Regions from separate parts of the Homo sapiens genome. Here region 1 is linked to region 2. The links are chromatin contacts, found by Hi-C or POLR2A ChIA-PET in ENCODE. All regions are on one chromosome and are shown on one strand. Each heading gives the region's core, a stretch centred on a gene start or an enhancer-like site at or near the end of the contact. The rest is flanking DNA. Distances are from core to core; before and after follow the strand shown.

Region 1 (2,700 bases), core at 95-2,594, 4.6 Mb after region 2:
CATGCTGTGCGATATTTCTAAAACTTACTCCTGAAACTTTTTACCCTTTGACCAACATCTCCCCATTCCCCATCTACCCCCCAACACCCCCACAACTGTCTTTCAAAGACAAAAGAATTTCACCTCTACTAATGAAGCATTTATGTAGAAAGACACTGGTAATGTTTAGTTTCCTTCATCCAACCTGCTGCATCTTGTAAGTTCCTGGCAAGCAGAGTTACTTTAGGTCATTCATATTTATAACCTCTCCTTGCCTGCGGTGGTTATTATAGCAACCACACCTATGGATTATCACCTAACTGGAGTTTCCTCCTCACAGGCCCCACCCTTCAATGTTCAGAGAGGGGCGATTGCCCCAGATTTTATTTAATTGTCAGAGTTTAGGAGGGAGCAATTCACTCTTCCCTACTTCCACTCCATCTTCTCAATCCTACATTTCCATCACTTTTAATTTTATTCTGCCTTGCCTCTTTTTTTATATTTTACATCTTATTTTTGAAATTGTCATTACCATGCCTTGTTTTAAGAGTACACAAGCTCATTATAGTAAAGAGTTTTGGGTGATAACATTTTCTGAAATAAGGGTGAAGAAATATCCTCCCATGTCACAACCGTTGGGAGGGCGGGGGTAGGGATGTTGGAAGGCACGGTCCCTGCGGCTTTCAAGGACAAGACAATTAAGTGTTCCGGTGCTTTTCTGAGGCAGAACATTGAGCATCTATTTATGGTGACTGTGACAGTGGAGGTGATTGGTAAATTCACCGCAGGCCAATAACCTTGCCAGCAGCCATGAGGAGTGGCAAAGAATTCTGCAGAAGAGCAAGTCCTAAGCACACAAAACAGCTCGGAAAGTGAAAGCGTCGCTGAAGTGCGGAAGCCTCGCATTTCCTGGGTCCTCTTCTTCCTTCCTTTGCCGTCTCCTGCCCTCCCGTTCTCCCCCTTCCTCTGTGGCTCAGGCAGGACAGACCCCAACTCCCAGCTTCCCTGGCCTCCGCGGGTTCGGAGACTGGGACCCCCGGGCCAGGAGTGCTGGGGGGCGCGGTCGGCCAGCCCCGGCTTCCTTCATGGAGCGGCGGAGCTCCACCTCCTCCTCCGCACTGCACTTCTCACATCCTCAGCATCGCGTCCACGAGGCCGCCCGCCCCGCCTCAGAACCGTAACCTCCAGGAGCTGGGTTGAGGAAGGCGCGGAGGACAGGAACCCCAGCGCCGGCAGCTAAGCCTCCAGACGGAGCCCGCCCCTCCGGCCGGTTCCTGCCTCCAATTGGCCCGCGAGCCCGTCCGTCTCCACCGTGGGCCACGCCTTCCGGGCCCCGCGGCTGGCCGGCTCCTCGCGCCCTCCCCTCTCTCGGCCGCTCTTCGGGCCGCCTCTGCGTGTGGGGCCGCCCGCGCCAGTGTGAGCCTGAGCTGACGGCGGCTCCGGGAGGCTCGCAGAAGGGGAGGGCCGGGCGGCGCGGGAGCTGAGCATCGCCAGGGCGGGCGGCAGGGCGCGGCCTCTCCGCCGGGTGTACCACCTGTCGCGGCGCGAGACCTCTGGTAAGGCCCGGCGCGGTGGGGCCCGGGCGGGGGTCCGGGAGAGGAGCGGGCGCCGGCCTCCCCTGGCCCGGCCCCGAGAGCCCAGCGCTGCCGCGCCTCCGGCCTCCGCGCGTGCGGCCCCCGCCGTTCCCGGCCTGGCGGTGGGGGCTGGGGGAAGGGAAGCGGTCTGCGGAGTCCGGGCTGAGGGCGAGGGACCGGCTACATCGCGGCGACCCAGGTTCCAGCGGCCGCGGCTCTACCCGGCGCGCGATTTCCAGGTTCCTCCGCCGGCTGGTGCCTGGGCGCCCCGCTCTCGCCCGGGAGCGAGGCCCTGGGCCTCCAAACGCCAGCATCTCTTTCTCGCTCTTTCTGCACCCCTCCACAAAAGGACTTCTGTGGCTGGAAACCCTTTGGCAAGCCTATCTCCTTTATTCAGTCGGGCCGAGTTAACGGCAGGAGTTAGGCTGTGTGTGTGGCTCCTCCCTTTAAAAAAAGACTTGCTGCGGGCTGGAGAGTTCTGAGATTGGACCGATTCCGTCTATTATTAAATGCCATCTGTGGACCGGGATTGGCAGGTGTTTCTTTCACGCTGGCGATAACTATCTCTGCATGTGGTGTTACCTAGGTGGTCCTAGGTTTCGACTTTCTTTTTTGGTTCCAGAGATAATTCTAGAAAATTTACGTTGCTTGTGGTGAGAAGCGTGATCAAATTAACACGTGCTTTCTTACAAAACGTTTTATCATCTTCTGTCTGTGGATTTACCTTCCTGATGCTTGTGGCTATCACCTCTAAGCAAAGAGGTTAATAGCATTGCTATTTCTGTTAGTGTTGCAGTTGATAACGATAACAATAGTAGCATGTATTAATTGCTAGTGACAGGCAGAGCGCTAGTTTCTACACGGATTATCTCAAAATAACCCTTTGAGGTTGATACTGTTACTGCCTCCACTTTACAAACCAGGAAACTAAGGTTTAGGTAGGTTAAGTAACTTGCCTAAGACCACAGTTTTAACGTGACAAAGCCTAGATTCAAACTCAAGTGGTCTAACTTCATAGCTGCATCCTCCACCCCCACTCCCTTAAACGTGTATACTCCTTAAGCATTGCTCATGTTGTTAAGCTAATTGCGATGTTGTACCCATAATTTTGATTTTCAATTTACAAATACTCTGTAAATTAGATGAG
Region 2 (2,700 bases), core at 8-2,507:
TTTTTTTGTATTTTTAGTAGAGACGCGGTTTCACTGTGTTAGTCAGAATGGTCTCGATCTCCTGACCTCGTGATCCACCCGCCTCGGCCTCCCAAAGTGCTGGGATTACAGGCTTGAGCCACCACGCCCGGCCTTGCATTCTTTCTCCGTAGTGGCTACTTCGCTTTTCTGCACCTGCCCACACCTACTCTCTGCAGATGGCCTTGCCACATTCTTCAAAATCCAGATTACCTCAGCTTTCTGCTGTCAAACCTATTCTCTGCCCTTTTGGAATATGAACAGGTCTCTCTCATTGTTAAAAACTATGTATATACACATACATACAAACACCCTTCCCTCAAGCCCATATTCCTTACTCAGTACCATCCTATCTCCTTTTCCTCCATAGCCAAACTTCTTAAACTGTGTTTGCTCTTCCTTCCCTTTCATTATTCTTCAGATTGCTTTGCTATATTGGCTTTCTCCCAGGCTGGAGTGCAGTGGTGCAATCATGGCACACTGCAGCCTTGACTCCCTGGGCTCAAGCAATCCTCCTGTCTCAGTTTCCCGAGTTGCTGAGTCTGTAGTTGCACACCACCACGTCTAATTCCCCGCCCCCCTCGCCCCACCCCATCTCTTAATTATTTATGTTCATCAATACTTGGGTTGTGTTTTCTAGACCACTTTTACTCTTCAGGATGATCTTTATTCTCTCATCTATTGCTGAGGATTTAACAAGTCTGTATTTCCTCTTTAGACCTCTGACCTGAGCTTTAGAACAGTACCGATTGTACCATTGACTGTCATCTGCTTACTCCGTGATAGTTTCACTCATTTATGAAACATTCCTGGCACCTGTCTTAGTCTGTCTCTGCTTGCAAGTCCTGCTATCATGAACACTCATTATTTATGTGAAAAGTTATGTGAACTGCTTATTGGACATATTAAAGGCACATAATCATCATGCCCTGAGCAACCACCCTCAGCTTTTATTAGTGCACTGAATGGCACTGTAACTCTATCCATTTACCTAAGTCAGAAACCTAAGCATCATTTTTGACTTTCTATGTTCTTTCATTTGCCTAATTCCCAACATTACTAACCCTCCATTCGTACACACACACACACACACACACACAGTATTTTCCATTGTTTTTTTTTCCTAGTTCAGCCACAGTCATTTCTCACCCAGGAAGCTGCAGCAGTCTAACTGGTTTTGTTGCCTCCAGTATTTCCTGTCCTGCTTGCTATCAGTTTCATTTCTATACTCTGAAAGGAAATTCTTTAAAATGCAAAACCAGATGACGTCACCCCTCTGCTTACCCTCTGCTTAAATGGTTCAGTGGCTTCCTACTTCTCAAAGCTAAGTCCAGACAGCTTACCATGATCTGACCTGCTGACTTTGGTAGCCTTGTTTCTTATTACTCTTTTGACTGTTACCCCCAAATCTCACCAAACTTTTATACCTTAAAGGACAACAGAATGTTCTGTATGCCACTTCCCCTCATCTGTGCCTACTCTTCCTTGAGAACCCAGCTTCCCTGATTACCCTCAAGTCTGGTGAATGTTCCCTATCAGAGCAGTTTTCAAGCCATGGTGCAATAGACTGCTTTTTATTATCTCTGCATATATCGCAGGTTCATTGAGGGTAGAGACTATGCCTGCCTTGTTCCCCATAGTATTTCTAGCACTTAGCACAGTGCATAGCATGTCGCAAGTATTTATTGTAGGTACAAACAAATAAAGTAAACAGTAAAGACTGTTTGAATTATTGAATATGGAAAAGTTGAAGGCTATAAAGAAGAGAGTCTGTGATTTTGTATTCTTCCTTAGCAGTACAGTTGGAACAGTGTGCATGAGGATAGGAATAACTAAAACATTGAAGTAGAACTTGGATGAAGACTTGGCCACAAGCAAGGTATTGGGGATCAGAGCAAGAATCTAGGTTTACGAAAGCAAGACTTAACCAATTCCATTTAAGCAGCCTCCCTAGATTTAATAAAACAGAGTTTTATCTGGTGAATGCCACCTTTTGTATGCTTATAGGGTCCAGATATGTGCCCACTGCTAGTGCCACATAATCTGGATTACAAACCCACGCAAACTGTGATATATAATCTCAATCACTGGTTTATCTAGGAGCCATTCTAAGCATTAAAAATTTTTCACATATATGCATCATTTTCAGTCGAAGAATAAAAGGTAAAAATAGTACTAAAGAATTATGAAAAAGACCCACAATCATATTCAAACTTGATTATTTTTCACAGCTTTACTCAGAATCTACATATTTTTATAGTGTTATGTGTAATACTTTATATGTTAGTATACATTTTTCCAAGTTGCTACATAGCACTGTAATGAATATCTTTGGATATAACATTTTGCTTATTTAAAGGCTAAGGAGTAAATTATTAGGGATGGGTTTACAGGGTCAGAAGGTATAAAAATTGTAAGCCTTGGTTTGAGACTGTCTGTAGCTTCCAAAAGGTTTACACTCAAGGGTGACAGGAGTATGAAAGTACAGGATTTGGCCAGGTGCGGTGGCTTAAGCCTGTAATCCCAGCACTTTGGGGAGGCCAAGGTGGGCTGATCACCTGAGGCCAGGAGTTTGAGACCAGCCTGGCCAACGTGACGAAACCCCATCTCTACTAAAACTACAAAAATTAGCCAGGTGTGGTGGCGTGCGCCTGTAATCCCAGCTACTCGGGAGGTTGAGGC

What was found. Hi-C counts contacts between places; a loop is a spot of excess contacts on that map. ChIA-PET counts read pairs that join two places held with the same protein, here RNA polymerase II (POLR2A). Pooled maps may share reads with other maps.
Region 1: a pooled map shows a loop between it and region 2 (8-fold over the local background). The contact joins the promoter of ME2 here to the enhancer-like site in region 2. A Hi-C loop is called at or near these places in 1 of 37 single-sample maps with no recorded cell type and 3 of 50 pooled maps. POLR2A ChIA-PET finds 5 or more read pairs at or near these places in 1 of 52 experiments (GM12878).

What each region holds. Positions count from the first base shown.
Region 1 is chr18:50,877,774-50,880,473 of GRCh38, forward strand. ME2 (malic enzyme 2) reads left to right here and starts at 1,345. Exons shown (of 16, transcript NM_002396.5): 1 at 1,345-1,535. RefSeq lists an enhancer at 1,134-1,635 and a silencer at 1,174-1,733.
Region 2 is chr18:46,249,399-46,252,098 of GRCh38, forward strand. The region is part of intron 3 of ARK2N (arkadia (RNF111) N-terminal like PKA signaling regulator 2N); the gene reads left to right. Among named protein-coding and RNA genes, the nearest start is that of ARK2N, 77 kb to the left of the region's middle. RefSeq lists enhancers at 133-769, 770-1,405, 1,161-1,240, 1,291-1,350. Within about 2 kb of position 1,258, at least 17 of the 41 ENCODE cell types and tissues checked have a DNase peak (open chromatin) inside an H3K27ac peak, as active enhancers do; they include GM12878, where a contact is called at or near this core.